Linked DNA regions of Homo sapiens: all the other regions are linked to region 2. A link is a loop called in an ENCODE intact Hi-C map of the cell type or tissue named here. Cell type or tissue: heart right ventricle. All regions are shown on one strand. Each heading gives the region's core, and the rest is flanking DNA. Links, peaks and the distances in the headings are about the cores only. Region 1 overlaps NPEPPS (aminopeptidase puromycin sensitive). Region 2 has its middle 21 kb from the start of MYL4. Region 3 overlaps CDC27 (cell division cycle 27).

Region 1 (10,197 bases), core at 3,838-7,837, 390 kb after region 2:
ATAATTCACATACCATAAAATTCACCCTTTTAAAGTATACAATTCAGTATTTGTTAGTATGTTCACAAGATTGTGCAACTATCACCTCTATATTTCCAGAAGAATTTCTTCACCCTCCCCACTCTCAGCCCCACCCCACCCCCCCAAAAAAAAAGCCTTGTGTCCACTGGCAGTCACTCTCCATTTCCTGGCAACCACAAATTTACTTTCTATTTCATGGATTTACCTATTCTGAACATTTCATGTACATAGAATCACAAAATACTTGGCCTTTTATATCTCCTTCTTTCACTTAGCATAGTATTTTCAAGATTCATCTATGTTGTAGCATGTATCAGTCTTTCATTCCTTTTTTTTTTGGGGGGGGGTAACAGAGTCTCACACTGTTGCCAGGTTGGAGTGCAGTGGTGCGATCTCGGCTCACTGCAACCTCCGCCTCCTGGGTTCAAGCAATTCTCCTGCCTCAGCCTCCCCAGTAGCTGGGGCTACAGGTGCACGCCACCACGCCCAGCTAATTTTTGTATTATTAGTAGACATGGGGTTTCACCATGTTGGCCAGGATGGTCTCGAGCTGTTGACCTCGTGATCTGCCTGCCTCAGCCTCCCAAAGTGCTGGGATTACAGGCGTGAACCACCACACCCAGACCCCCGGCTCTCTTTTATAAGGGCACTATTCCCATTCATGAGGGCTCCAGTTTTCGGCTATTATGAATTCTGTTATGCACATTTGTATACAAGTTTTTGTGTAGACATGCTTTCATTTATTTTCAAGATACCTAAGAGTGAAATTGCTGAGTCATATGATGACTCTTTTTTTTTTTTTTTTTTTTTTTTTTGAGATGGAGTCTCACTCTGTCTCCAGGTTGGAGTGCAGTGGGCATGATCTCAGCTCACTGCAACCTCCGCCTCCTGGGTTCAAGTGATTCCCCTGCCTCAGCCTTCTGAGTAGCTGGGATTACAGGTCTGTGCCACTACACCTGGCTAATTTTTTGTATTTTAGTAGAGACAGGGTTTCACCATGTTGGCCAGGATGGTCTCGATCTCCTGACCTCATGATCCGCCTGCCTCAGCCTCCTAAAGTGCTGAGATTACAGGTGTGAGCCACCGCGCCCGTCCTTTTGTTTTTTTAAGAGACAGGGTCGGCTGGGTGGCAGTGGCTCACGCTTGTAATCCCAACACTGTGGCAGGCCGAGGCAGGTGGATCACCTGAGGTCAGGAGTTCGAGACCAGCCTGGCCAACATGGCAAAACCCTGTCTCTACTAAAAATGCAAAAATTAGCCGGGCGTGGTGGCACAACCGTGTATTCCCAGCTACTCAGAAGACTGAGGTAGAGAATTGCTTGAACCTGGGAGGTGGAGGCTGCAGTGAGCTGAGATCATGCCACTGTACTCCAGCTTGGGCAACAGAGCGAGACCACATCTCAAAAAAAAAAAAAAAAGAGACAAGGTCTTGCTCTGTGCCCAGGCTGGAGTACAGTAGTGTGATCATAGCTCACTACAGCTTCAACCTCCTTGCAGCCTCAAGCTCCTGGGCTCAAGCGATCCTCCCTCCCCAGCCTCCTGTGTAACTGGGCCTACAGACATATGCTACCATGCTTGGTTAATTATTAAGTTTTTTGTAGAAACAGGGTCTTGCTGTGTTGCTCAGGTTGGTCTTGAACTCCTGGGCTCAAGCGATCCTCTTGCCTTGGCATCCCAAAGTGCTGGGATTATAGGCATGAGCTACTGTGCCTGGCCATAACTGTATGTTTAACCTTTTGAGGGACTGCCAGACTGATTTTCTAAGTGGCTTCACCATATTGTGTTCCCACCAGCAGTGTTTGAGGGTTCCAATTTGTCCACATCCTTGCTAACACTTGCTATTATCTTTTTTATTATAGCCATCATAGTGGGTATGAATTGGTATCTCATTGTGGTTTTGATTTGCATTTTCCTAATGACTAATGTGTTAAACATCTTTTTATGTGCTTATTGGCTATTTGTGTGTCTTGGAGGAATGGACCCATCAGATTTTGATTTTTAAAATCTAAGATTTCAATTTATTATACAAAGAGCATACTAGTTCCATATGTGATCTTTCTTTGAACCTTGGGTCAAAACAGCATGATGTAAGCCTGTCCTTTTCACACATAATCCTTAGCAGAGTAGTTAACTAGACTGAGTAAACATTTAGTAAACTCAGATAGTTTGCATTCGTGACTGTAGATAAAGTCAGCAACTTTATTTGCTTGTCTAGTCTGTTTAGCATATCACTCTTATGATTTGATAAATGTAAAACGAGTATTCTCTCAGGTATTAAGTTAATTGAGTGTGTTTGTTCAAGACCATAGAATTGGTATAGCACAATTATAAGATATCCAAATGGCAAACTTATAAAAATAGGCTTTTTAAGTAGTCTTATGTCTCTTTTACTTCTCAAATCAGGTCATCTCGATGCACTCCTGAGGGGCTTGGTTCTGGGAAAACTAGGAAAAGCAGGACATAAGGCAACGTTAGAAGAAGCCCGTCGTCGGTTTAAGGACCACGTGGAAGGAAAACAGATTCTCTCCGCTGATCTGAGGAGTCCTGTAGGTTTTCATCATAAATTCCCTTGACTTATAGGTAACATCATTTTGTGAAGCATGGAACTTTTTTTTTTTTTTTTTTGAGACAGAGTCTTGCTCTGTCGCCCAGGCTGGAGTGCAGTGGCATGATCTCGGCTCACTGCAGCCTCTGTCCCCCGAGTTCCAGTGATTCTCCTGCCTCAGCCTCCTGGCTAGCTGATATTACAGGCGCCGCCACCACGCCCAGCTAATTTTTGTATTTTCAGTAGAGACGAGGTTTCGCCATGTTGGCCAGGCTCGTCTCGAACTCCTGACCTCAGGTAATCCACCTGCCTTGGCCTCCCAAAGCGCTGGGATTACAGGTGTGAGCTACCATGCCTGTAACTTTTTTTAAAAAGCCTGGAACATTTTTTAATAGCCAAAACTGACCTAAGAACTGACCCACAAACCACGTCTAACTCTATTTTAATATATACTATTTAAGTGGTTTATAGTCCTCTTCTTATTTGTTTAAAGTTTCTCAGTCAGTGTTGCAGTGCTGAAAGGTGATTAGCTGTGCACATTCCCCTGAAAGCTGCTGTGCTCTGCTGGTACAACATGCCATTTACCTTTGTGGTTGCTCACAGGCACTGCTAGCTCCTTAACTACAGTTTGTAATATTCACATTTATAATATTTACTTTTTTTTTTTTTTTTTTTTTTTTCTGAGACGGAGTCTCACTCTGTTACCCAGGCTGGAGTGCAGTGGTGTGATCTCGGCTCACTGTAGCCTTCACCTCCTGGGTTCAAGCAGTTCTCCGTGCCTCAGCCTCCTGAGTAGCTGGGATTACAGGCACCTGCTACCACGCCCAGCTAATTTTTGTATTTTTAGTAGAGACAGGGTTTCACCATGTTGACCAGGCTGGCCTGGAACTGCTGACCTCAGGTGATCCGCCTGCCTCGGCCTCCCAAAGTGCAGGGATTACAGGCGTGAGTCACCGCAGCCGGCCAACATTTACAATATTGTTTACTTGCTTTCTGTCTTTTCTTAGTATTAGAATACTTGAAACAAGGTACATTTAATCAAATGACTTATTTTTTGTCCCTTGTAGGTCTATCTGACTGTTTTGAAGCATGGTGATGGCACTACTTTAGATATTATGTTAAAAGTAAGTATATTTGAGAAGGCTCCCATTTCCTGCTTTTGAACTTGGATAGACACACAGTAAACCTCTAAATGGTTAAAAAAAAAGACAGTCCTAGAAAAGAAAGATGCATATTGTAGACATGCAAGTATTTTAAAACTGTGAGAGAATTATGTCTATCCATATATGTTATATCAGTATTATCAGTATGATGCCAAAGACATCTTACTTTTCCCCGCCTTTTTTACTCACTTTTTGCATCTGAAATCTTATTATTATTTTTTTTTTTTTTGAGACAAGGTCTCACTCTGTCACCCAGGCTAAAGTGACATAATCATGGATCACTGCAGCATCAACCTCCCAGGCTCAAGTGATCCTCCTGCGTCAGCCTTCCAAGTAGCTGGAATTATAGGAGTGTGATAACCGCATCCAGCTAATTTTTGTGTTTTTTGTAGAGAGAAGGTTTCACCATGCCCAGGCTGGTCTCAAATTCCTGGGGTCAAGTGATACACCCACCTCAGCCTCCCAAAGTGCTGGGATTACAGGCATGAGCTACTGTGCCCAGCTGAAATTTTAACACTGAAATAAATGTTCGTTTTGATTAACAAGTCACTTTCTTTAAATTTTATCTTCAGTGTAAACTTACTTGGGGTTCTGCCCATTTTAAGCAAAACGTTTGTTTCTGTGCTTAGGTTCTGTGCTTAGGTTTGTTTTTGTGCTTAGAAAAGGGATAGACAGATGATGATCAAGTGTCTCAAGCATTTGAGCTATGGCAGGGTCCTTTATTAATAGACAGGAAATTAATTCACCTGCCTTCATAGCCTCTCTAGTTTTCCCAGAGTAATTGGCATATAATTAAGCTCTGACTTAGACAAAATATAGATAAAACTTTCCATGTCCTCATAATGGCAGCAGTGTTTGCAACTTTGAATCAATAGTAGTACTGTGAAGCAAATGCTATCTCCAGTCCCTATTCATACAGTTCCGGTCTATAAAGAAATGGCTTGAGTGCACTGGCTACATTAGAGGTGGAGGTAGCCGAATCTACTTTTTAATCATTAAATAAAATGTGCAAAATGTGCCTAAAAACCCATTTGTTAAAAGATCCACGCTTAGGACAGGAGTGGAATGTGCTTTACTGTCTCTACCTTTCATGGATTAACAACACTCTTCTGACTTACAGGGAGTTCATGATAATCAGCTTCACTGTAGAAATAGCTCTAATGATCATAATTGCAGATCTAAATTCTGATATTTTGGTTTTAAACAAATCCTCTGAAAAATGATTAGGATGTCTGAAAATAAAAACTTTAAGAAACTGTACCTCAAAATGTACTGCTTTACCCATGTTGTAATAGGTTTACTTTCTTTCTTTTTTTTTTTTTTTTTTTTTTTGAGACGGAGTCTCACTCTGTCACCAGGCTGGAGTGTAGTGGCACGATCTTGGCTCACTGCAACCTCTGCCTCCCGGGTTCACGTGATTCTCCTGCCTCAGCCTCCCAAGTAGCTGGGACTACAGGCACCCGCCACCACACCCAGCTAATTTTTGTATTTTCAGTAGAGACGGGGTTTTACCATATTGGCCAGGCAGGCCTCGAACTCCTGACCTTGTGATCCACCCGACTCGGCCTCCCAAAGTGCTGGGATTATAGGCATGAGCCACCATGTCTGGCCTGCTTTCTAAGAATATAAAAGTTATATTTGGGAGAGCTGGGCACGGTGGCATGCACCTATATTTCCAGCTTCTCAGGAGGCTGAGGCAGGAGGAGCGCTTGAGCCCAGGAGTTCAAGGCTGCAGGGAGCTATGATTGTGCCACTGCACTCCAGCCTGCGTGACAGAGCAAGACCCTATCTTAAAAAAGACCCTAAAAAAAGTTAAATTTGGGTTTACTTTCCACCTGAACATTAAGGTCCCTTCTCAGTCTTAATATTCTGTGAACCTGTATACTATAAATGATATGTATGAAATGGGATATTTGATTTTTTTCCATCTATTCCATGATGATATGGAAAAAAATAGGGGTTCTGTAAATTTCATGGCAGATACATTGATATTTTCATGTCATGGCACTTTTAAGATTTTCCACAAGTATGTGTATTTATTCAGAGTTTGCATTTATTTAACACAAGAGAGTTCACGATAATCAGCTTCACTATGGAAATAGCTCTAATGAAGGCCGAATCATGGTTCTTCAAGAAGCCACTTGGTAAGAGATGAGGAGGGTTGTCTTATGATGGTAATTTAGGAATAATGTGGCAGAGTTAAAAAACATTAATTCATAGTATATTTGAAATGTGGTGTTAGAGTGCCATCTAGTGGACTAGAATAACAGTTCTCTATGGAGGAAAACGCTTCCTGAAAGCCAGAGGTTCAGACCTTGAATATTGGAGCTGAAAAGGGCCTTAGAAATTATCTGTCCACCCATCTCATTTTACACATGGGGAAACTGAGACCCAGAGGGATGAAGGACTTAGTCAAGATCACACAGCTAGTTAGAGGCAAAACTGGGACTAGAACCCAGATCTCCCAAGGTCCTGTCTATTTTACTGCACTGCTGCTTAGAGTCCAAAGGGGCCAGGCGTGGTGGTTCATGCCTGTAATCCCAGCACTTTGGATGGGAGGATCACTTGAGGCCAGGAGTTCAAGACCAGCCTGGGCAACATGGAGAAACTCCGGCTCTACTAAAAATAGAAAAATTAGGCCAGGCGCGGTGGCTCACGCCTGCAATCCCAGCACTTTGGGAGGCCGAGGCGGGTGTGGATCACAAGGTCAGGAGTTCAAGACCAGCCTGGCCCAAATGGTGAAACCCTGTCTCTACTAAATATACAAAAATTCGCCGGGTGTGGTGGCGGGCGCCTGTAGTCCCAGCTACTCAGGAGGCTGAGGCAGGAGCATTGCTTGAACCTGGGAGGTGGAGGTTGTGGTGAGCCGATATTGTGCCATTGCACTCCAGCCTGGGTGACAGAGTAAGACTCCGTCTCAAAAAAAAAAAAAGAAAAGAAAAATTAGCTAGGCGTGGTTGTAGTGAGCTGAGGTAACACCATTGCACTCCAGCATGGGCAACAGAGCGAGACTCCATCTCAAAAAAAAAAAAAAAAGAGACCAGCCTGGTCAACACAGCGAGACCCCATCTCTACTTCTTATAAATTAAAATTGTTTATTGAAAAAAAAAAAAGTGTCGAAAGGAAGAGGAAACTGAGAGCTTTGATGAGGTCTCCAGACACTCTGGTCAGTGTTAAATCTTAAGGGGTAGAAAAGATCAAAAGAGTCTAAATTGTCTTGGAGACATAGCTCTTATACATTTATAGTTCTAATTTTTAAGAATTACAACATTTTGTTTCTATGAAAAGATTTTATATACATATATACTATGGAAGATTTAGAGACTAGAAAAGTATAAAGAGGAAAATAAAACTTACCTATAGTTTAGAAAGCAGGTAGCAAAAACAGCATGTATAACATGCTCTCTTTCCAGATTTGTTAATGTACATATAGTAGTAATTTTATTTTTTTCTTTATGCTTCTCTGTCTTTCAGATATTCTGCATTCAGTATGTGCTGCTTTTGCAGTTAAAAAGTGTGAAGATGCATAATCCCACTGATCAGAAACCATCATTAATTAATACTACCATTTTGATGTATTTCCAGGGGTTCTCCCCCACCCCCTTTTTTTGGAAACACAGTCTTGCTCTGTTGTCCAGACTGGAGTGCAGTGGTACGATATGGGCTCACTGCAACCTCCACCTCAGCCTTCCAAAGTGCTAGGATTACAGGCGTGAACCACTGTGCCCAGCCATATATATATATATATTTTTTAGGATAATTCTGCTTTGTCTGCTTTCTTCACTTAAATATAAGAACATGTTTATGATATATTCTTAAAATATAACTTTCAATAATGCATTTTTATAAGTACAGTATTCATTTTCAATTTTTCACTATTATAAATTAATTTGATGATCTGGTATAAGAACACTAATGATTAGTTTGTTCTTCTAAAACAGAACATTAGCCAGATATCAATGATGTAAAGAATTTGGCTATGATAGATTTTACCTCTTAGATCTTGATGTTAAACTGGTCTGAACTAATGACAGGCTGTTCATCTGGTAGCATTTACATCTAGTGATTTACTTACTGTAACAGCAGATGACAAATTTAGTGCCAAAGCATCATTTTTTTTTTCTTTTATTTTTGAGACAGAGTCTCGCTCTCTTGCCCAAACTGGAGTGCAGTGGCACGATCTCAGCTCACTGCAACCTCCCAGGTTCAAGCGATTCTCCCGCCTCGGCCTCCCAAGTAGCTGGGATTACAGGTGGGCACCACCACGCCCGGCTAATTTTTTTTTTTTGTATTTTTAGTAGAAACAGGGTTTCACCATGTTGGCCAGGCTGATCTCGAACTCTTGACCTCAGGTGATCCACCCGCCTCGGCCTCCCAAAGTGCTGGGATTACAGGTGTGAACCACCGCACCTGGCCCAAAGCATCTTGAAAAGTATTCTCTTTCTTTAATATAATGCCCTGCCATTCTTACCTAGTGAGAATATAGAACCTAAGTTTTACCTTACTGGGGAAGAAGCTCATATAATCATATGCAGAACATCCAAGGGAGAGTTAACTATTCCTATCTTTATCTTTTTTCCTGTAGCTTCATAAACAAGCAGATATGCAAGAAGAGAAAAACCGAATCGAAAGAGTCCTTGGCGCTACTCTTTTGCCTGACCTGATTCAAAAAGTCCTCACGTTTGCACTTTCAGTAAGTTACGGTGAAAACTGCATTTAGAAGTGAATCGTTACCCATCTCTGAGAAGTGTCTCTGATTCAGCTCTGATCCTCTTGAGCTGCCTTAACCCTAACTAAAGCTTCCTTTTCCAGAGTAACTGGCTTGAGTTTTTGTTACTGACTTCTGTTTTTCTCCCACTAGTGGCGAGAATCAGAATAGTTGGGAGAGTAAACAAATTGTCTCTCCAGAATGGAAACTATGAGGACAGGGACTCTTGAAAACTGGGAAACTGGCTTATGCCTTTGCTTACTTTGTGTCTCTTCCTTTCTTAAACCTATAGGCTCCTAAGCAAGTATCTGTTGAGCAGTCTGTCTGTCTGAACCTGTCTCAGTACCTCATTCTCATTTTGGTTATCTTTAGCTTAAACATTATCTTCTTTGCTGAGAACTTCTGGTTCCAGTTATTCCTAAAACAAGGAATAAGTGTCTTCAGTGTGATTACTTCAGTGTCACAGTATGGTGCACTTTCTGGTACCAGAATATGTTTTTGATACACTAGACTTTTAGCTCTCTTTCTTTTTTTAGGAAGAGGTACGTCCACAGGACACTGTATCGGTAATTGGTGGAGTAGCTGGAGGCAGCAAGCATGGTAGGAAAGCTGCTTGGAAATTCATAAAGGACAACTGGGAAGAACTTTATAACCGATACCAGGGAGGATTCTTAATATCCAGACTAATAAAGGTATGTGAAAAACTTTGAGTAGCTTGCTAATCATGGATATTATTTAGTGACATCCATGATTCACTACACCCATACATTGTGGTCTTTGCTCTTTAAATGTTTCCTGTGGCCAGGTGCAGTGGCTCACGCCTGTAATACCAGCACTTTGGGACGCCGAGGTGGGCAGATCACCTGAGGTCGGGAGTTCGAGACTATCCTGGCCAACATGGTGAAATCCTGTCCCTACTAAAAATACAAAAATTAGCTGAGCGTGGTGGTGTGTGCCTGTAATCCCAGCTACTTGGGAGGCTGAGGCAGGAGAATCGCTTGAACCTGGGAGGCAGAGGTTGTGGTGAGCCGAGATGAGGTCATTGCACTCCAGCCTGGGCAACAAGTGTGAAACTCCGTCTCAAAAAAAAAAAAGTTTCCTTAAATAGTTACTGGCTTTATTTAAGGACTTCTCCATCTCCCATCACACATCCTTTATAACAGACTGAAGTTGGCAGAGAACAGAATGATTTATTTTTAGGGTAAATGGAAGTTTGTTCTCAGCCTCTTGGTTTCACTTACTGTTTAAAACCATTGTTTTGCAGCTATCAGTTGAGGGATTTGCAGTTGATAAAATGGCTGGAGAGGTTAAGGTAAGGAAAATACTGTTTACTCTTCACTTTTCAGTCTAGTAAGTAAAAACAATAACCTGGTTGTAATTATAGTGTTGGGATAATGTACTGTAGCATCTCTGTGTTTTTGTTTAGAGAAAGACATCATGCAGGGCTGTATAGGCCATATTAAGAATTTCCTAAAAATGGCCAGGCATGGTAGCTCACATCTGTAATCTCAGCACTTTGGGAGGCCGAGGTGGGTGGATCACCTGAGGTCAGGACTTCAAGACCAGCCCGGGCAACATGGTGAAACCCCAAATTAGCTGGACATGGTGGTGCACGCCTCTAATCCCAGCTACTCGGGAGGCTGAGGCAGGAGAATTGCTTGAGCCCGGGAGGTGGAGGTTGCAGTGAGCTGAGATCGTGCCATTGCACTCCAGCCTGGGTGACAGAGCGAGACTCCTGTCTCAAAAAAAAAAAAAAAAAA
Region 2 (10,197 bases), core at 3,336-7,335:
AGAGGTCAGGAACCTCAGGCTGAGAGAGGAGGAGAGTGGGGAGAGGCACGTGGAAAAGAGACGCCTGAAAACCAGCAATTGGGAAGAAGGAGCAAGATGATGTGAGGAAGTTAAACACACATGTATATGAGTAGAAATATTTATATGGGAGCACAGGGGTCCAGTCATCCCAGAAAGGGAGTCCTTACATCCCTGAGGACTCCCCAAGGTGAAATAAATCCTTCCCATGGCCTTTCTGTTGCCTAACTATCAATCATCCAGCCACAGAACTCTGTGAAACATCTAAGAATTCAGCCAAGGCTGCCTGCCTGTCATGGGAAGCTGAGAACCATGAGCCCAAGTTTGCTTTTCTTAGAATTTACAGTCTGGCTGGGGAGACAAGGCCAAGGTCTATATACATGCCCTTTGTTTCCCAGATTTTCTTTGAGGAAGGGTTTCAGCTTTGTGAGTGACTGGTTGAAACACAAAACCAGGGATCTTTATACGGTTGAGCAGGGGTTCATTGAATCCAGTGGTTCTCAAACTTTGGTTTAGACCCATAGCCTTTTGTTCGAACTAAATTTTATGGGGAAGTCAGTGCATGAAACTGAAGAGAACAGAGTTTCTCTGGCTGAGGAGGAGAGGGCTGGGTTCAGGCTTCTTGGAGCCTCTAACTAGGCTCCTTGGAGCAGAGCCAGTTCACCGATTAGTCAGACTTCCTAAGAGTCAAAATCAGGAAAACAGATCCTTAAATGGGAAGTGACTTAATCAAGGTCACAGCTAATGTTGACAAGGTCCCCTGAATTCTACATTGTTTCAATTTTCAACACACCATTTTCAACCTGCCTTTGAAATGTTTTCCAAGCTTGGCTCTTAGGACTCTTTTCCTTGTCCCTACCTCGCAGACTGCTCTTTTTGGCCTCACTTTCTGCTCCTTTTCTTTAAATCACACCCCCAGTTTGAAATGCCAACATTCTCCTTAGCACTGGGGCCTCGTCAGGTTTTCCTCCTTCCCTTCTTTTTTTTTTTTTTTTTTTTGGTTTTTTAACATTTATTTTAGGTTCAGGGGCACATGTGCAGGTTTGTTACATAGGTAAATTGCATGTCTCAGGGGTTTGGTGTACAGATTATTTCACCACCCAGGTAATATACATAGTACCTGATAGGTAGTTTTTTGATCCTCACCCTCCTCCCTCTCTTCTTTCTTTCTTCAGCAAGTATTTATTGCTCACTGTATTCACTTGTGAGGAACTGGAGTTAAGGTTCCCAGTGATTTGAAAACTGAAAGTGTTTTCCTTGCCCAAAGTAGCTTACTGTCCACTTAAGCAAGCACATAAGTATCCAGGGATAAATAGAGAATGATCCCCAAATAGCATAGGGATAACTCCATCTATGTAACATACAGTGTAAGTTTTAAGGAACCAATACAAGGAGGAACCAGAAAGAAGTGAGGCATTACAAATATTTTCTCTGGGAGAAGGGCTTTCAGTGAGACCTTAAAGGAAAAGGTGCCCCAAGGTTGGTGCTTAGCCCCAGGGAGAAGAAGAGCATGAACAGAGGTCATAGCTCACTTACTAATTCAACAGATGCCCATTGGGTACCTGCTGTGCACATGGCACTGGCATGAGCCTTGGGGATATACTGAACCACACAGACATGGCCCCTGTCCTCAAGGAGCTTTCAGTCTAGTGGGAAGACAGACATTAGTTATAATCATGTGACAACATCAGCCAACATTTATTGAACACAGTATTAATTAAGATTATATTTGGCTGTGCGTATGGACACCAAAACACAGTGGCTTAAGAGACATGGAAGTGCGTTTCTTCCTCCCATTACAATCCAGAGATTGGCAGTCCCTGGCTGGCACAGCCGGCATGCTCCACAGTCCTCAGGGACCCAAGTTCTTTTATCGTATGGTGTCTCAGTGTGTGACCTCTACACATGGTCTAAGATGCTGCTCCGGCTCAGCCATCACTTCCACTGAGAGAATAGTTCAGGAAGCATTTTATTTTCTTTTCTCTCTCTTTTTTTTGAAATGGAGTCTCACTCTGTGATCCAGGCTGGAGTGCAGTGGCACGATCTCAGCTCACTGCAACCTCCACCTCCCAGGTTCAAGCGATTCTCCTGCCTCAGCCTCCCGAGTAGCTGAGATTACAGGTGCGCGCCACCACACCCAGCTAATTTTTTGTATTTTTAGTAGAGATGGGGTTTCACCATGTTGGCCAGGCTGGTCTCAAACTCCTGACCTCAGGTGATCCACCTGCCTTGGCCTCCCAAAGTGCTGGGATTACAGGTGTGAGCCACCGCGCCCAGCCGGGAAGCATTTTCTACTTCACAAACCTCCTTGGGAACCAGTGCAACTTATTTGCTGCCTCCATGGTGTTGGGCTTGTTTATCTGAAGACAGAAGAGACTCTTGTCCTCCTAGTCATCCCTTCCCCAACCCTGTACTTTGCCCGGCCCATAACTAAGGTTTGGCACTTGCCCCTCCTGGGAAGAGGTATGCATAAAAAGTGACTAAATAAAGTTCACGATTTTCTTCAACTAGACTGACTTCCACTATTTCGAACCCAGATCCAGACCATGTACAGTTGACCCTTGAACAACATAGGCTTGAACTGTGTGGATCCATTTATATACAGACACTTTTCAATAAAATTTACACTGAATGTGCCTGTCCCTCCTGCCTCTCCTTTCACCTCCACCTCCTCTTCCACCTCTGCCACCCTAGGACCGCAAGACCAACCCTTCCTCCTCCTCAGCCTACTCAACCTGAAGACAAGGAAGATGAAGGCCTTGAAGATTATCCACTTCCACTTACTAGTAAATATATTTTCTTTTCCTTATGATTTTCTTAATTTTTTTCTCCAACTTACTTTATTATAAGAATACAGTCTATAATATATAGATACAAAATATGTTAAATTTTTATGCTTTTCGTAAGGCTTCCAGTCAACAGTAGGCCATTAGTAGTTAAGTTTTTGGGGAATCAAAAGTTATATGCACATTTTGATTGCACGTGGGTTGGTGCCTCCAACCTCTACGTTGTTCATGGGTCAACCATAATTTATGGAAATAGGACTGAGCCCACTGGGGGCCCTTCCACCACCCTGAGGGGTTCCTGACTGAGGGCCTGAGAAGGTGGCATCTCAGGCAGGATGAGTGTGAGTAAGTGGGCCAGAAGGAGGAGGGGAAAGGTGTCCCAGCTCGGGGGAAGATTTAAGGGGGGCTCTGGCCTGGAGCCAGCAATGGCACCATCCTGAAGGGATGATGACACATGAGGGGACACAGGGAAGCTGCTTCTGTGGAAAGAGAGTATGACTGTGTGTTCCCCAAAGGCCAGGCTTTCTGCTCCCTGTGGACAGATGCTGGGGAGAAAGTTGCCCAGAAAGTTATCAGAGGATGGGTATCTTCATGGAAACTTCCCACTGTCAGAGGAACGAACAGCCAGTGACCTTCAGGAGGGAGGTGGGAAAGGAGCAGAGGGGGAGAGGGTATTCAGGGGCCTTCTGTAAGTCTCCTCCCTGTCCACTGCCACAGGCCCCTGACAGAGGCCAGAGCCTCTACTACCCCGCGGAGAGAAAATGAGCAAAGCGGTCACTAGAGCTAAGATGATGATCATATGAGGTCCCCTGATGTCAAAGGTGAATTTCAGAGAGATGATAATAAAGAGCATCATCAACTTACTGAGCACCTACTATGTGCTGGCACTGTGCTAAGCACTTCTATCATTCTGTCATAGCAGTTTAGGAGTTTATGTATTTATTAATTAAAAACATTTATTAATTTAATTATTAATTTAAAAATACATAGGAAGAATAATAACAACAAACTCGACTCATAATTTTTCTAGTTTCCCCTCTCCAGTTAAAGATGGTAGCATGGGCTGGGCACAGTGGCTCATGCCTGTAATCCCAGCACTTTGGGAGGCTGATGTGGACAGATCACCTGAGGTCAGGAGTTCAAGACCAGCTTGGCCAACATGGTGAAACGCTGTTTCTACTAAAAATACAAAAATTAGCTGGGCGTGGTGTTGGATGCCTGTAATCCCAGCTACTCGGGAGGCTGAGGCAGGAGAATCACTTGAACCCGGGAGGTGGAGGTTGCAGTGAGCCAAGATCGCACCACTGTACTCCAGCCTGGACAACAGAGTGAGACTCCATCTTAAAAAAAAAAAAAAAAAGAAGTCCGGGCGCGGTGGCTTACACTTGTAATTCCAGCATTTTGGGAGGCCGAGGCAGGCGGATCACAAGGTCAGGAGTTCGAGACCAGCCTGGCAAACATGGTGAGATTAGCCAGGCGCGGTGGCAGATGCCTGTAATCCCAGCTACCTGGGAGGCTGAGGCAGGAGAATTGCTTAAACCTGGGAGGCGGAGGTTGCAGTGAGCTGAGATCGCGCCACTGCACTCCAGCCTGTGTGACAGAGCAAGACTCCGTCTAGGGGGTGGGGCTGGTCGTGGGGGGTGGGGGGTGGTGAGAAAAAGACAAAAGAAAAAAGATGGTAGCATGGCATATTTATATTCCTGAAACACTGTTTTAATCAAATTTCTTCCCTAATTAGGACTTAAAAGAGCTCCTATCCCCTACTGGGTCATTTCCAAACCTTTCTATTTAACTTCTAAGGCCTTCCTTTATTTGCCCCAAATCTGCTAGAGGCATCACTGGCTGAAGCCAGCTGATCTTTCTTTCTGTTAGCTCCCCAGTGCTGCTTCCCTCTCCCCTTCTCTCCTCACCCCAGGACCTCTTGATTCATCTTGTTTCTCTCTCCTGATACGTGCCCCATTCTGTTCATCCACCTTATTCCCACCCTTCAATACGCAAGTCAGGCTCACCTCTTCCCTAGAGATTTTCCCATCTGTATTAATTAGTGATGGTCACAATTTAGTCTCCCTAACACAGTCGCCAGACTGGAACTGTAGAGCTACAGGAGACCCTGCAGACTTCTAGTAGACTGTAATCACCTGAGGGCCACGGTTAGCAGAGTGTCATCACGCGTTTGGCATCCTAAACAAACTCCGTTGACCAGGGCTTTTAGGGAAAACGGTGTTGGAGATGGCTGGTGGCGCAATACCTACCTTCCACCACTAGATGACAAACTTGCAACAGCGTGCTTCCAACAGGACGCCCACGTTTGACACGTTCCTGAGACGCTGGAGAAAACCGATTGCCAGCCCGGGCTGAAAGGAAACTTGAGAAATCACTTAGTCCGTCTCTTTGCCTTCAGACAAATGGAGTTTTTGTTTACTTTTAAAGACTCACAGCAATTCGTTCGCTTGCTTCAGTACCCCCACAAAGGTTTTGCAATGAGGGGTCATAGAGAGGACACTTGTGGACATGTGGGGACCTGGTCAAGTCACATCCCCACTCAACCTCAGTCCACAGGTTGCAAAATGAGGGAATCGATTAGATCATGGTTCATGTCCCTTCCAGCTCTCTGATACTAATCATTTAGCATTCAGCAACTCCCTCTCACTACAGTCAGCCTTAGTCCATTTGTTTCGTTTTGATCCTTATTGTATATGTGTGTTTAGAACCTCCAGCGGTGGGAAGCATTCATTCAAAATAAATTATTGAGTGCACAGCAGTAGGTACTTCAGGATATAAAAACAAAGTCATCTGTGGTCTCTCCCTCTATGAGTTTATACTCTACTTGAGGGAAAAAATATATAAGTGGAGCTGAACTATATTAAAAGACAAAATAATCGAAATGACACTAGGCAGTATATGTCTAAGGAGCAAGGGAGAGGTGTGGGACCAGGACACTAGGAGCTCAGAGGAGGAGGGGTGGTCAGGGAGGGCTTTAAGGAGGAGAGGTGGCAAGCTCTGATGGAATATCAATAGACAAGAACTCAGGGAGCGGGGCTCCAGTAAGGAGGCACAGGGTGCCTTCATCTTTGCCGACATAACCACAGTTCCTGCCTTTTAGAATTTGGGCAAAAAGAAGTAAAGAAGAATAAAAGAAGAGTGAGAAAAAGAACTGGAGAATGGGATGTGAGGCAAGGAAAAGGGAAAAAAGACAAGGTGGAGCGGGGAGCACCCATTCACTGTGGAGGGACATGTACCCGTTCAGAGGTAGAGAAGCAAAGTGAAACAATCTAAAGATAGGTCAGGGGCGGTGGCTCATGCCTAATCCCAGCACTTTTGGAGGCTGAACAGGGCTGATCCCTTGAGCCCAGGAGGTCAAGACCAGCCTGGGCAATGTGGCGAAACCCCGTCTCTACAAAAAATAGAAAAATTAGTCAGGCATGTCTGTAGTCCCAACTACACGGGAGACTGAGGCGGGAAGATCACCTGTTCCCCCCTGGGAAGGTTGAGGCTGCAGTGAGCCGTGATTGCGCCACACTGTGCTCCAGCCTGGGCAATGAAGTGAAACCCTGTCTACAAAAAAAAAAAAAAAATTCTGAAGGTGAGCTGAGAGCCGCTGATGGACATAAAGTAGTGGCATAGAGCTGTGAGAACAAAGCCAAGAAGGCATAAGTCTAAAATGAAATGAAAATGTTTATATGTTAAAACCAACAAATATATGCTTTTACTTACGTTCAGAGCAAGAAGAGCAGGAAGGGCACTGCCCTTTGTGCCAGCAGTGTGACATTAGTAGAACTCAACTTCTATTTTGACCTCAGTTCCATCTTTTCTGTCAAGGAGATTAATCTTCTGACTCTAAAACATGAAAATACGTAGCTTAGAGGGAACTGAGACCCAAGATAAAACAGGTTTCAGAGCAAATGGCCACATAATACGGATTCAAGAGTATTTGCCTAGAACAATCACCTGCTGGAAAGTACTTGGCTGAGAAATGGGGAAACAGCAACTTCTATAATGGGGAATTGTCCTACATTTTTTCTGGGTCACTTTGGGGGCAAATCCAGGATCAGTGGATGAAAACCTCAGAGATGTATATGTCAGATCCCTGCTAGGAAAAATTTAATGTCGATTAGAGGTTTTCTCAAATGGAATGGTCTACCTTGCGAAGTATTGAGTCCCATGTCGTGGTAGGTATTCAAGTGAACACTAGCAAATATTTCATGGGGCTTTTATGGAAGAGTTTGAACTAAAGATCTCTTCCAACCCTGAAACCTATGATTCTGTGGTTGTACAAGATTAGGGGAGAAAAGAATGAGTGCTTTCCCAGCTCACCTTCAGATTTTTTTTTTTTTTTTGAGACAGGGTTTCACTTCATTGCCCAGGCTGGAGCAGAGTGTGGCACAATCAAGGCTCACTGTAGCCTCAGCCTTGCTGGGGGGGAACAGGTGATCTTCCCACCTCAGTCTCCCACGTAGCTGGGACTACAGGCATACCTGGCTAATTTTTCTATTTTTTGTAGAGATGGGGTTTTGCCACATTGCCTAGGCTGGTCTCGACCTCCTCGGCTCAAGGGATTGGCCCTGCTCAGCCTCCAAAAGTGCTGAGATTACAGGCATGAGCCACCACACCTGACCTATATTCAGATTGTTTCACTTTGCTTCTCTACCTCTGAATGGGTACACATCACTCCAGAGTGAATGGGTGCTCCCCGCTCCATCGTGTCTTTCTTCCCTTTTCCTTGCCTCTATCCCATTCTCCAGTTCTCTTTCTCACTCTTCTTTTATTCTTCTTTACTTTTTACCCAAATCCTAAAAGGTAGAATCTGTGGTTATGTTGGCAAAGAGGGAGGCCCCTGTGCCTCCTGACTGGAACCCTGCTCCCAGGCTGGAGTACAGTGGCATGACCATAGTTCACTGCACCCTCGAACTCCTGGGCTCAAGCCATCTTCCTGCCTCAGCCTCCTGAGTAGCAAGGACTATAGGCATATGCCACCATGCTTTGCTAGTTAAACATTTTTTTTTTAGAGATAGGGTCTTGCTATGTTGCCCAGGCTGGGCTTGAACTCCTGGCCCCAGGTGATTCTCCTGCCTCAGCCTCCTAAAGTGCTGGGATTATAGGCATGAGCCACCATGCCCGGCCTAGAATTTCAATTTTGAGTACCATTCATTCTTTTTACAATAGAAACTGAGGTTCTTAACCATAGAAAACCATTGTAGGCATATTTCTGCTGTTTTTCCAAGGGGAGGATTTGTCCTTTTTGTTATATTTTCAAAGGGGTCAGAGGCCTAAAAAAAAAAAAAAAAAAAGGTTAAGAACTGCTGTTTCAGGGCCTTTGTGGGATACTGTTTATCTTTTTCCTGAATGTTTTGACATTGCATCTGGTGTAGCCAGTCTTCCTCTCAGGCTACCATGAACTCCAAGATAGCTCATCTCTTTCTCCCAGGACTCTCTTCACTTCCAGCTCTGCCCCCCGCCATTCTTTGGGTCACTCTTGGGTTTAAAGAGACAGTTCCACTTATAACTTTTACTCCTTTGTGGGGCCACTTAGATCTGCATAAACACCAAGCTCCTCTCAATCTTGTTCCAAACCCTGCTGGATCTGCAAGGGGCACATATCCCCTAGTAGGAACTGAGGGCGCACAGGCTTGCACACCACTGAGGCCACCTCTTTTCCTCTCTTCCTTTGTCAGGTTCTGATGGCCTCCACTGGGTGTCCTCCCTCAGATGGTCAGGTTCCCAGTAGATCTGAATCTTCCTGATGATCAGCACTTACTCACATGCCTCCATTCCTATCAGTTTAATTCCTTCCTTTCTTCCTTTCTTTATTTTATTTTATTTTTGAGATAGAGTCTTGCTCTGCTGCCCAGGCTGGAGTGCAGTGGTGTGATCTCAGCTCACTGCAAACTCTGCCTCTCGGGTTCAAGTGATTCTAGTGCCTCAGCCTCCTGAGTAGCTGGGATTACAGGTGCCTGCCACCACACCCAGCTAATTTTTGTGTTTTTAGTAGAGATGGGGTTTCACCATATTGGCCAGGCTGCTCTCAAACTCTTGACCTCAGATAATCCACCCGCCTCGGCCTCCCAAAGTGCTGGGATTACAGGTGTGAGCCACTGCACTCGGCCTAATTTTTCTGTAGAATTAAGTTCATTGTCAATGGAAGTGATTCTCCTCTCACAAATTTTTGGTCATACTCAAGAGAGTATGAGCAGTTCCTAAAAATCTCAATCATTTTGCATTTACATAAATCTTATATGATATTAGTTATTAGGGACAGAAGTGTCACTTTGTAACTGACAGATGTGATCGATGTAGGCACAGGGAATTGGGGGCATCCATGTCTCAGTTTTCTTTGTGATGTGTGAGACTTTGGTCTTGGTGGCCAAGAATTTGAAACTGCACATCTGCCTGAGCTGGTCTCAACTTCCTGGCCCTGGAGCTTCAAAGGAGATTCAATAATGGCCCCCTTGGCCCTACCTTCTCCCTTTCCATTTCCACCTACACTCTTCAGTAATCAGCTCAGTCTATCTGTGCTCTGTAGTCTAATGAAAAAAGCTAGAAGTTGGCTGGGTGTAGTGGCTCACGCCTGTAATCCTAGCACTTTTGGAAGCCCAGGTGGTGGATCACTTGAGGTCAGGAGTTCGAGACCAGCCTGGCTAACATGGTGAAACCCCATCTCTACTAAAAACACAAAAATTAACTGGGCATGGTGGCGCATGTCTGTAATCCCAGCTACCTGGGAGGCTGAGGCAGGAGAATCGCTTAGACCTGGGAGGTGGAGGTTGCAGTAAGCCGAGATCATGCCACTGCACTACAGCCTGGGCAATAGAGTGAGACTGTGTCTCAAAACAAACAAACAAACAAACAAACAAACAAAAGCTAGAAGTCAAAGATCCAGCATTAAAAGCTTGGTTACCAGTTGGAACGTGGAGAGAACTCTGTATAGTTAGTTTCATAATCATGTCCTTAATGCATTGTATTGCTGGTTTTGTTTTGAATTGGAACTTACTTTTTTTTTTTTTGAGACAGAGTCTTGCTGTGCATAGTTCATTTCAACCTCAAACTCCTGGGCTCAAGTCATCCTTCTGCTTCAGCTTCCCAAGGAGCTGGGACTACAGGTGGGTGCCACCATGCCTGGCTATTTTATTTTATTGTTTTACTTTTTGTAGAGATGGGGTCTTACTATGTTGCCCAGGCTGGTCTCAAACTCCTGGCCTCAAGCAATCCTCTTTCCTCAGCCTCCCAAGGTGCTTGGATTACAGGAGTGAGCCACCATGCCTGGCTAATTTCCTAATCTATAAACTGGGGATAATAGTCATACTGACCCAATTTGGTTATTAAGAAGATCAAATAATTTAAAATGTGTAAAGCACTTAAAACAGTGTCTGCAATATAGTAAGGACTCAATACACAT
Region 3 (10,197 bases), core at 3,435-7,434, 55 kb before region 2:
CACCAGATAAGATTTGTTCCCCTTCTGCAAGCCTTTAAAATACAAATTTAAAGATTTTTAAAAACCAATATAAAAAGCAGTTCATGTAAACATATTCTTCATTACCAAAGTGCATCTAACTATGGAGACACAAATTTTTTCTCTCTCTCTCTTTCCTTTTCCTTCCTTCCTTCATCCCTCCCTCTCTCTGTCTTCCTTTCTTTAAAGAGATAGGGTCTTGCTTTGTTACCCAGGCTAGAGTGCAGTAGTACAATCATAGTTCACATGGCCTCAAATTCCTGGACTCAGGTGAGCCTCTTGCATCAGCCTTGTGAGTAGCTGGGACTACAGGTGCACACCACCACACCCAGCTAATTTTTAATTTTTTTGTAGAGACAGGGTCTCACTATGTTGACCAGGCTGGTTTCAAACTCCTGGGCTCATGCAATCCTCTCATCTCATGGGATCACAAGCATGAGACACTGCACCTGGCCAATTTGTTTTTTGTAAAAAAAATTTTTTTTAATTACAATAGTGGCAAACACTTATTTAGAATCATTTGAGAGGCTGGAAATTTATGATCTTAAAATTTCACTTTTACCTTTAAAAACAGAATCAATTACATTTAGTCTCTGTATGTACAAATCCAGTCTGAGCAACATATTCATTACTCATGTCAGAAGGAACAGAAGATGATTACTATACTGGGGGAGAAAATATAAATGGTTCTTCATTAACAAACATGGTGGTCCTTTTTACTTCCTTAAAATAGAAATGTATATGCAAATTAAACAAGACTAACATAGTTTAATTAAAAATTGCATACTTATGCCCGGCACAGTGGCTCAAGCCTATAACCCCAGCATTGTGGGAGGCCAAGGTGGGAGGACAGCTTGAACCCAAGAGTTCAAAACCAGCCTGGGCAACATAGTGAGACCCCATCTATACAAAAAATAAGAAAATTAGCCAGGTGTAGTGACACGTGTCTGCAGCTCCAGCTACGTGGGAGGCTGAGATGGGAGGATCGCTTAGGCCCAGATGGGGACTGCAGTGAGCCATCATCACCCCACTGCACTCCAGCCTGAGCAACACAGCAGGACCCTTTCTCTAAAAAAAGGAAAAAAGAAAAAGGAACTGGCAAATTACATAAGAAAGATTTTTAAGAATTCCACATTAGGATCTTTGAAATTTAAAAGTAATTCAACAACAAATGTCTCAGAAATTTCAGATATTTTAGCTAGCTTTAATTAAAAAGCCATCAATTAGTCACTGGACAGATAATATAGTTATTGATCAGTCTATGGTGAGACTTACTTGTATCTTCCCCTTGTAAACCTACAAGCCAATTATACATACAGGCTTTTACAAATATCTAACACCGTTTACACATGTGACCGTTTAGTCCCTTTTACCATTATTCCATCTCTTACAGTACAGAAAAGAATTGAATAGAACCTAACTATCTGTATCTCTAAATGCCTCCAAATTTGGTATAGGGACAGCTGACTTGGTTTAACTGTAATGTGCAAAAGAAGTACTCAATAAAATGATCTTGAAAGGAAACTATACAATCACCTAAACACAAGGGAGCCTTAATCTCAAGTGAGCTGGTGGGTTTTCAGGCTTACTCAAATTGGTCTAACACTGAAAGCAAAGAAAACGAAATATTTGTGATCATTTAAGAAACCAATAAGAATCGGTTATAACTTAAGTTTCTCCAGAGTTAAACTCTATTATTTATTACCATAACAATGAAATCTCCATAATATAAATAATGCCATAGGCAACAGTGTAAACATTTCGAATGTTACTGAAATAGATGGAAAACAGGGAAGAAAGGGAATCAGAGTTTAATCTGAAAGGAATTTTATCCAAAATTCAACAGTGTAAGTAAAACAAAATAGCTAGAAAATATTTTAAAACTTACTTGCTGAGATCAACACAACATTTTGCAAGCAGGTATTTGCATTGCGGTGTAGTACAACTGTGTCCTTTCAAGAGTCTATATGCTTTATATGCCTTTCCTGAGCGGTAATAACAGGTTGCCAGTAAAAACAAGGCTTCTTCTGAGTGTACTAAAAACAGACATTTTTTAAAAAGGCTATTGTTCAGTATATTGAATGATAATCAGTTTATCATGCAATAAACAAGTTTAGCAAAAAAAAAAATTAGGCTTGCTATTTTAACACAAAACAATCACTTATTAATTCAAATTTGAATTATGGAGAAACGGTTTGCTTATAGCAAAGTCAGTTCCTTAGATCTTGATTACTTTTCTCTACAAGAAACCAAGGAAATAATACAATGAAGACAATCATGGTATTCTCTGTAAATATTTAAGAAAAGCATACACACACAGAAACACCCCTGCCTTTAAACAGACTACCAGTAAAGGATCTTGTTTTTAGGTAATATTTTTCTAATAAATCTTTCGGGAGGATAGAAGTCAAATTTCATTAGCAAGAGAAACCTGAGTGTAAATAAATCTAACTACCAATATGAAATAATTTCTATATTTTAAAAAGACCAGATTGAAAAAAATCCACTTGTTTTGCTTTAACATCAAATATACATTAAATTATATTTAAGATAAATTATAAATTGTGAATGCTCACACCATTTTAACATTCAGTTGACAGACTATAGTAACAATAATTAAATTACATTACAATAGCAAGAGCTGAGTTATCTATCAATCTGTCCCTCCTTTTTACATTAGGAAATGCCCCCTGCCTTCTTAATGCAAGTGGCATTTTTCACCCTTATTTAGTCTATGTCTCTACTAAACTGATCATCACTTCACTTCTATCCCCACAATCCAGGGTCTACAGAGGCAACAACAAAGAGGATGGAAAGAGAGGGAAAACCACAAAACTGTGCTTCTAAAAATGGGTTATGCAATAATACCAGTGAGCTGAAGGATCTTCTAAGCCAGTGGTTCTCAAAGTGTGGTCCTTGTACCAGTATCAGCATAACTTGGAAACTTGCTAGAAATGAAAATTTTTGTGTCCCATCTCATACCCACTAAATTAGTAATTCTGGGAGTAGGAACCAGTAATCTACGTGGTTAACAAACTCTGCAAGTGATTCTGTGGCATTCTCAAGTTTGAGAACCACTGTTGTAAAGTACAAGACAAACTTGCCACATCTTTTTAAATAGTTAACATCATTCTAAGAGTTTGGATAAAAAAGTAATTTGAAATTTTATTTCTAAGTTTTTTGTCACAGATATGTGCAAGCAAAAACCAACAGAACCCTTCTTCTCTGGTCCATCTTATGGTTTTTTATGAAACCACAGTGTAAAAAATAATAAATAGTAAATGATAAGAAATTTTGGCAGATGTGTTTTAATGAGATGTATAGTAGTATTAGTGCTGCAGCTACAAAAAAAAAAAAAGAATGGGGCGCTCACTGCAGTAGGAATAAACTATTAATTTTACTGAGCTACAACTTCTAATTTACATAAGTTAGAAAGTTTGATTTCCTCTAGATTTTACAATGGTCTGGTTTCTTTTCACCTTATAAGTTTTTAAAAACTATTGATTATACCAATAAACAATGGCTCCCACAAACTAATTTAACTCCCAGTCACAGTAATGCTGTCTCAATTGTTTACAAATATTTGATTATGTGTAGGTCCACTTTCACTGCAATAAAATTGCCTAATAAAGACACCAACTATTCTTTTTGTGTGTACATGTGCGTGTGTAATTTTAGTGTAATACTGCAATTAGCTTTTTGAAGCATAGTAACTTAAAAATTATATGTTCAAATGGGAATACGGATTGGTGATTTAGGCAAAACTTAAAAATAATGAAACTGGCCAGGCGTGGTGGCTCATGCCTGTAATCCTAGCACTTTGGGAGGCTGAGGCAGGCAGATCACCTGAGGTCAGGAATTCAAGCCCAGCCTGGCCAACATGGCGAAACCCCGTCTTCTACTAAAAATACAAAAATTAGCCAGGCGCGGTGGCGCAAGCCTGTAATCCCAGCTACTCCGGAGGCTGAGGCAGGAGAATCGCCTGGACCCAGGAGGCAGAGACTGCAGTGAGCCGAGATCGTGCCACCGCATTCCAGCCTGGGTGACAGAGTGAGATTCTGTTTAAATAAATAAATAAATATAATGAAACTGTCAGATAAGGAAGCAAATCCAGAGCAATCTGAAGTGTTGTGACACGGGTGGTTTCTTAGGCTCCTCACAAGTAACTTGGCAGCAGAAAAAGATAACAGTACCCCAAACACAACTAAAGAAGCAGTGGTAAGCAGCCATAAATCTAAAAAGCACAGAATATGTTTACTGGATAGGATTGACAAAGATTTCATCTAGAACAGTAACTCCAACTTACGGATAATGGCTGTCTGAAATGCCATGTTCAGAAAACTTCTTGAGGCTGATCATGGCCTAGCTACCAAGAGTAGTGATCAAAATAACAGGATCCAGAAACAGTTATAGATGTTTGCATGTCACTTATTTACCATCCTTTATTTACAGACTTAATTAAAATATGGGATTAGAATTATAAGGTCCATAATATATTGCATAATCATGAATGAAGTTAGCATTGACTCCATTAAGTCACTCTTAAAGTAATATTGAGAAATCAATCGTGTACTAGTTAAATTATGCTATGTCCATGTGATGAAAAATACAGACATAGAAAGATTTCCAGAATGTACTGCTAAAGTGAAAAAACAAACAAATTAAGCCTGTAATCCCAGCACTTTGGGAGGCCGAGGCAGGTGGATCACCTGAGGTCAAGAGTTCAAGGCCAGCCTGGCCAACATGGTGAAACCCCATCTCTACTAAAAATACAAAAATCAGCCGGGTGTGGTGGCGTGCACCTGTGATCCCAGCTACTCGGGAGGCTGAGGCAGAACAATCACTTAAACCCGGGAGGCAGTGGTTGCAGTGAGCCGAGATCATGCCACTGCACTCCAGCCTGGGCAACAGCGAAACTCGGTCGAAACAGGACTATCGAAACAGGACAGGACAGGACAGGACAGGAAAGGAAAGGAGAGAGAGAAAGAAAGAAAGAGAGAAAGAGAGAGAGAGGAAGGAAGGAAGGAAGGAAGGAAGGAAGGAAGGAAGGAAGGAAGGAAGGAAGGAAGTAAGTTGTAGCAGCACTACTGAAGTTCCTCTTCTTACAAACAGGTTTGGCTTCAAAATTGGAAAGGTCTTTTGAGTGTAAGTCCAAAATAATTAAGAGGGGTTTAACCTTGCATCCTCCAGATACATTTACATCAAACAGAAAGGTAAATTAGTCTTTCAAAGCTTTTAAACCAGATAGACGCCTCTTCTTCACGCTGATTTATAATCTAAATAAGCAGCCTTTCTAAAATGGACCAATTTTGACAAATTTAAAATTTGTTGAGGTGACTGTTCTTTACCTAGCCTTGATAAACTATACAAATATCAGAGAAGCCCTCAGAGGTTAGAGTACTCTGTGGCTACCCTGTCATGAACTCTGATGTTGTGTGAATTTAAGGGCATAGAACCTATGGAACTTTTTATGATTTGTGACACATGTTTCAAATTGATTATCTGGGCCAGGCACAGTGGCTCATGCCTGTAATCTCAGCACTCTGGGAGGCCAAGGTGGGCAGATCACTTGAGTCCACGAGCTGGAGACCAGCCTGGCCAACATGGCGAAACCCCATCTCTACTAAAAATACAAAAATTAATCAGGCATAGTGGTGCATGTCTGTAATTCCAGCTTCTTGGGAGGTAGAGGTACAAGAATCGCTTGAACCTGGGAGGCAGAGGTTGCAGTAAGCTGAGATCACGCCACTGCACTCCAGCCTGGGCAACAGAGCGAGACTCTGTCTCAAAAGAAAAAAAATAAAACAAATCGATTATCTGTTAAGTTTTTTAATCAACTATAAGTAGTATGACATGTGGATTAAAGTACCGACTCTGAAGCTAGACTGCTTGGGTTCAGATTCTGGCACTTCAACCTACTAGCTATGACTTAGGGCAGAGTTACTTAACTTCTCTGACCCTCATTTTTTTTTCATCCGGTAAGGACTATGATACCTACCTTTAAAGGTTGCTGTTAGGATTAAATGACTTAATACATGCACAGCAATTAGGATAGTATCTGACACATAGTGAAGGCTGTATGTGCTATTATTTTAATTATTGGCCTTCTCTTAAATTTACAATACCTGAATAGATATTTGATATTAATGCAGGGGGTACATAAGTGTCCCTGAGCCACATGCTCAAGTAATTCTATTTCATCAACTTTTTTTTTTTCTGTTTTCAATTGTATGGAGGCTATACTTTTCTTATATTTCATTATTCATTCTGTTGTTCAGAGTCATTTCTACTGTTGAACATTTCATCTACATATGCAAATTTAGCATATGAATACTATTCTCAATGTTTATCTTTTCTACATTTATTTACATCCTGCATTTCAATACCAACTGGTTTTATACCTGTTGTTAATGATGGGGTTAATAGTGCTCTTAAGTATTTTAAAACCACGCTTAGAGTAAAAAGACCACAAATAAAAGAGGGCTGGAAGAAGTTTTAAAAGGCTCCTTAGTGTTTGAGGCAGAAAATGGCAATATATGAGGAGAAAAAAGATGGCCAAATTGTGCAGGGCTTTGTAAACTGTGTAAAGATTTAGGAACAGATCCTTACAACAATTAGATACTTCTGAAGGGTTTTAAGAAGGAACATAAATTTGGGAGGGGAAAAGGAACAGGCAGGGAACGGGAGATAAGGAAAATTCAGTTAGTGGTATCTTAGGTTAGATTTGAATATATTGAGTTTGATGTGTCTGTGAAACATCCAAGTTAATTCAATGAAAATAGGTGAGTCTTGGATCAATAAAGGCCTCAAAATGATACATTATTCCACATCTTTAGTAGAATTCTGGATATTCTTTAATACTGATCTTAACACAATCTGGTAAATAAGTTTTTTTTTATATGTTGCCATTTGTACGCATATATTTCTGTGAGTTTGGGCTCTCAGTATCCTGGTTAATAGAAAAGAAACAGATGCTGAACGTTTTACTCTGGTTCAGTTCTCTCCCACTGAGCCTAATTTACTAAAATTGATACACCCGATGCAATCTATACATCTTACCCACTAATCACTAAGACAGGTAGAAAATTGGTGAACGATTTTACGGTCATTTAAAATGCATTCAAGTAGGGCGCAGCAGCACATGCCTGTATTCCTAGCTACCTGGGAGGATCGCTTGAGCCCAAGTGTTTGAGGCCAGCATGGGCAACATAGGGAGATCTTGACTTAAAAAAAAATGTTTAAAAAGTACTAATATTAAAAAATAAAGACCGGATACAGTGGCTCCCGCCTGTATTCCCAGCACTTTGGGAGGCCGAGGTGGACAGATCACTTGAGGCTAGGAGTTTGAGTCCAGCTTAGCCAACATGGTGAAACTCCATCTCTACTAAAAATACAAAAATTAGGTGGGCGTGGCCGCAGGCGCTTATAATCCCAGCTACTCAGGAGGCTGATGCAGGAGAATTGCCTGAACCTGGGAGGCAGTCAGCCGAGATTGGGCCACTGCACTGCAGCCTGGGTGACAGAGGGAGACCCTATCTGAAACAAACAAACAAAAACATTTTGCAGTGTGGGATGTAAAACCCACATTAATTTAAGATAAAACAGTAGACCTTAAGCAATTTTGAACTCTGGGCTAGGACCCTCAAAATAACCTAGGAATACATGTTGACACAAGGTTTTCAGCTGTTTCTCTTTCTTTTCCTTTCACTAGTTACAATCCTCTTAGTCTCATAGAGTTCCATAGGTAGCAATTACTTATGAAAAAAATGCACACAAAACTTATGTCTGGTTGATTTTCTGAACATAACTCTTATTTTATATGTGTGTGTACACACACACACACACACACACATATCTCCAAAGAGCTATCATAGTAGTTGCATTAATGTATTTTTTTCCTCATAGTCTAACACTATTTCTATTTGTTGTATAGCACTTATTTCTATTCATTCTTAACAGTTAATTAACAAAAGAGAAAAACCTTGGTCAAGGGGATCAGGTATTGGTGGTGGGAAAGAAAAATACATGCTTACAATGGGGGAAGGGAATTTATTGGAGGGAGATGGTAAAATTAGGACAGTTTTTCCAAAACAGCAAATCTCAACTCACTAGTGGACTGTGATGTCAATTTAGTGGTTATCAGCCTACGTTAAAACAACAACAACAAAACCACTCAATGGAAAATATTAGAGTGTATCATATCTAATAAGGGTAAAAAAAATCTGGCCAGGCCACAGTGGCTCACGTCTGTAATCCCAGCACTTTGGGAGACGGAGGTGGGAGGACTGCTTGAGACCAGGAGTTTAAGACTGGCCTGGGCAACATTGTGAGATCTCGTGTTCTCAAAAATACAAAAATTAGCTGGGCATGGTAGCATGTGCCTGTAGTCTCATCTAGTAGGGAGGTTGAGGTGGGAGGATTGTTTGGGCCTGGGAGGTCAAGGCTGAAGTGAGAAAAGATCACATGACTGCACTCCAACCTGGGTGACAGGCTATCTCAAAAATAAATAAATAAATAAAAATAAGAAAAAAAAAAAAAAACCCTGAAAAGTCACTGTATTAGGATATGTTAGGGGAGAGGGAACCTGTAAAGGACTTTCTATGTGCCAGAAACTACAGCAGACTCTTTACATATTTTACTGTATTTAGTCCTTAAAACTATCTTGTTAAACAGATATTTCTCTTCTATTTTAAAGATAAGGAAAATAAGGCTCAGAATGACTTTTGGCTTAAGATCAAATGGCAAATGAGTATCTGAATTCAGATTCTCTTTCCTTTTTCCGTTTTTTTTTTGAGACGGAGTCTCGCTCTGTTGCCCAGGCTGGAGTGCAGTGGTGTAATCTCGGCTCACCGCAACCTCCGCCTCCCGGGTTCAAGCAATTCTCCTGCCTCAGCCTCCTGGGTGGCTGGGATTACAGGCATGTGCCACTACACCGGCTAATTTTGTATTTTTTAGTAGAGATGGGGTTTCTCCATGTTGGTCAGGCTGGTCTCAAATTCCCAACCTCAGGTGATCTGCCCACCTCAGCCTCCCAGATTCTCTCTTATATCATTCTGCTGTTCCTTCTTTCTGATCCCACAGTCTCAGGCCGACTATAAATCTCGAGAGAAAGACAAATGGGCGACAAAGAACTAGTGAAACTGAGAAATTATTTCAAGAATTTGACTTACAGAAGATCCTACTGATCAACTGCTTTAGCCTCATGCCTTGTTGGATGTCTTTCTCCAAATATAGAAACTGCTACTAGTGACATAGGAGGCCCCTGAGCAAACAGGTTACATCTAGCATATCAACTGATATTGTCCACCAAGAAAACTGTTGCCAAGAATTCTGAGGTTGGTTCAGTGGGAATGAGTACTGTAATGGATTAGTGATGCCTACTATGGTTGCAAATCAGAGAAGTGGTAATTGCTACTCTTGGGAAAGCGGAATCAGACAGATTACTAGTTACCGCCTGTGGACATTAGTCTCAGTTCTTCATCCAGAAAATGGCAATAGCAATGTCTATTTGATAGGATTATTGAAGATTAAATTAGTAACTAATATTAAATACTTAGAGTACCTAGTATACAGTAAGAAATCAATAAGTGATAGAATTATTGTTATTATTACTGAGCCAGGATAGTATCTGCTCTTACTACACTTAATTCTAAAATCTTTCCTCATATAAATATGGTTAAACCGAATGGTGAGGTTCTATATTGAAAGAAACTAACATTTACTGAGCAACTTTCCAAGTGCCAAGCATTGTATCAGGTACATAAATAACGTGGATTAAACAGCTTTATGTGGACTAATCTGGGAATCTTGCCACCAATTCTATGGGAAAATCTAATTGAATTCTAAACCATGAATTTACAATTTTTAAGAGCCTAACTATAATAAACTAGAAACTGCCTATTCTTTAATAATAAACAAAAACAAAAAGGAAATACTAGAAATAGAAGACAGTGGCCGAGTACAGTGGCTCACATCTGTAACTCCAGCTCTTTGGGAGGCTGAGGCAGGAGGATCACTTCAGTCCAGGAGTTCAAGGCTGCAGTGAGCTATGATTGTGCCACTGTACTCTAGCCTGGGCGACAGAGTGAGATTCTGACTCAACAAAAATTTTTAAAAATACAGCAAAATATGGGGCCTGCCTAGGTATCAATGAAAATATTTTTAAATAGATTATTCACA

Evidence for each region. Peaks named below come from ENCODE experiments on the same cell type or tissue, not always from the same donor. Only the 100,000 strongest peaks of a DNase experiment are listed, where the experiment ranks them.
Region 1: it touches region 2 in a loop (3-fold over the local background); 41 of 110 quality-filtered maps call a loop at or near these places.
Region 3: a loop joins it to region 2, with 3 times the contacts of the local background. A loop is called at or near these places in 18 of 110 quality-filtered maps.

The regions. Positions count from the first base shown.
Region 1 is chr17:47,610,036-47,620,232 of GRCh38, forward strand. NPEPPS (aminopeptidase puromycin sensitive) reads left to right here. Exons shown (of 23, transcript NM_006310.4): 18 at 2,425-2,567; 19 at 3,634-3,690; 20 at 8,315-8,422; 21 at 8,974-9,129; 22 at 9,702-9,749. Among named protein-coding and RNA genes, the nearest start is that of KPNB1-DT, 34 kb to the right of the region's middle. RefSeq lists an enhancer at 5,946-6,447. In heart right ventricle, for the core only: CTCF peaks have their summits at 5,993 (motif pointing left) and 6,195; no DNase peak of the experiment used is centred there.
Region 2 is chr17:47,224,859-47,235,055 of GRCh38, forward strand. It overlaps a transcript of MYL4 not described here. Among named protein-coding and RNA genes, the nearest start is that of MYL4, 21 kb to the left of the region's middle. RefSeq lists enhancers at 545-839, 4,947-4,996. In heart right ventricle, for the core only: CTCF peaks have their summits at 5,061 and 5,283; a DNase peak (open chromatin) is centred at 5,093; H3K4me3 peaks cover 724 bases; H3K27ac peaks cover 983 bases.
Region 3 is chr17:47,170,011-47,180,207 of GRCh38, forward strand. It overlaps CDC27 (cell division cycle 27), which reads right to left. Exons shown (of 19, transcript NM_001256.6): 3 at 1,907-2,054; 4 at 1-32. Among named protein-coding and RNA genes, the nearest start is that of CDC27, 14 kb to the right of the region's middle. In heart right ventricle, for the core only: no CTCF peak of the experiment used is centred there; no DNase peak of the experiment used is centred there.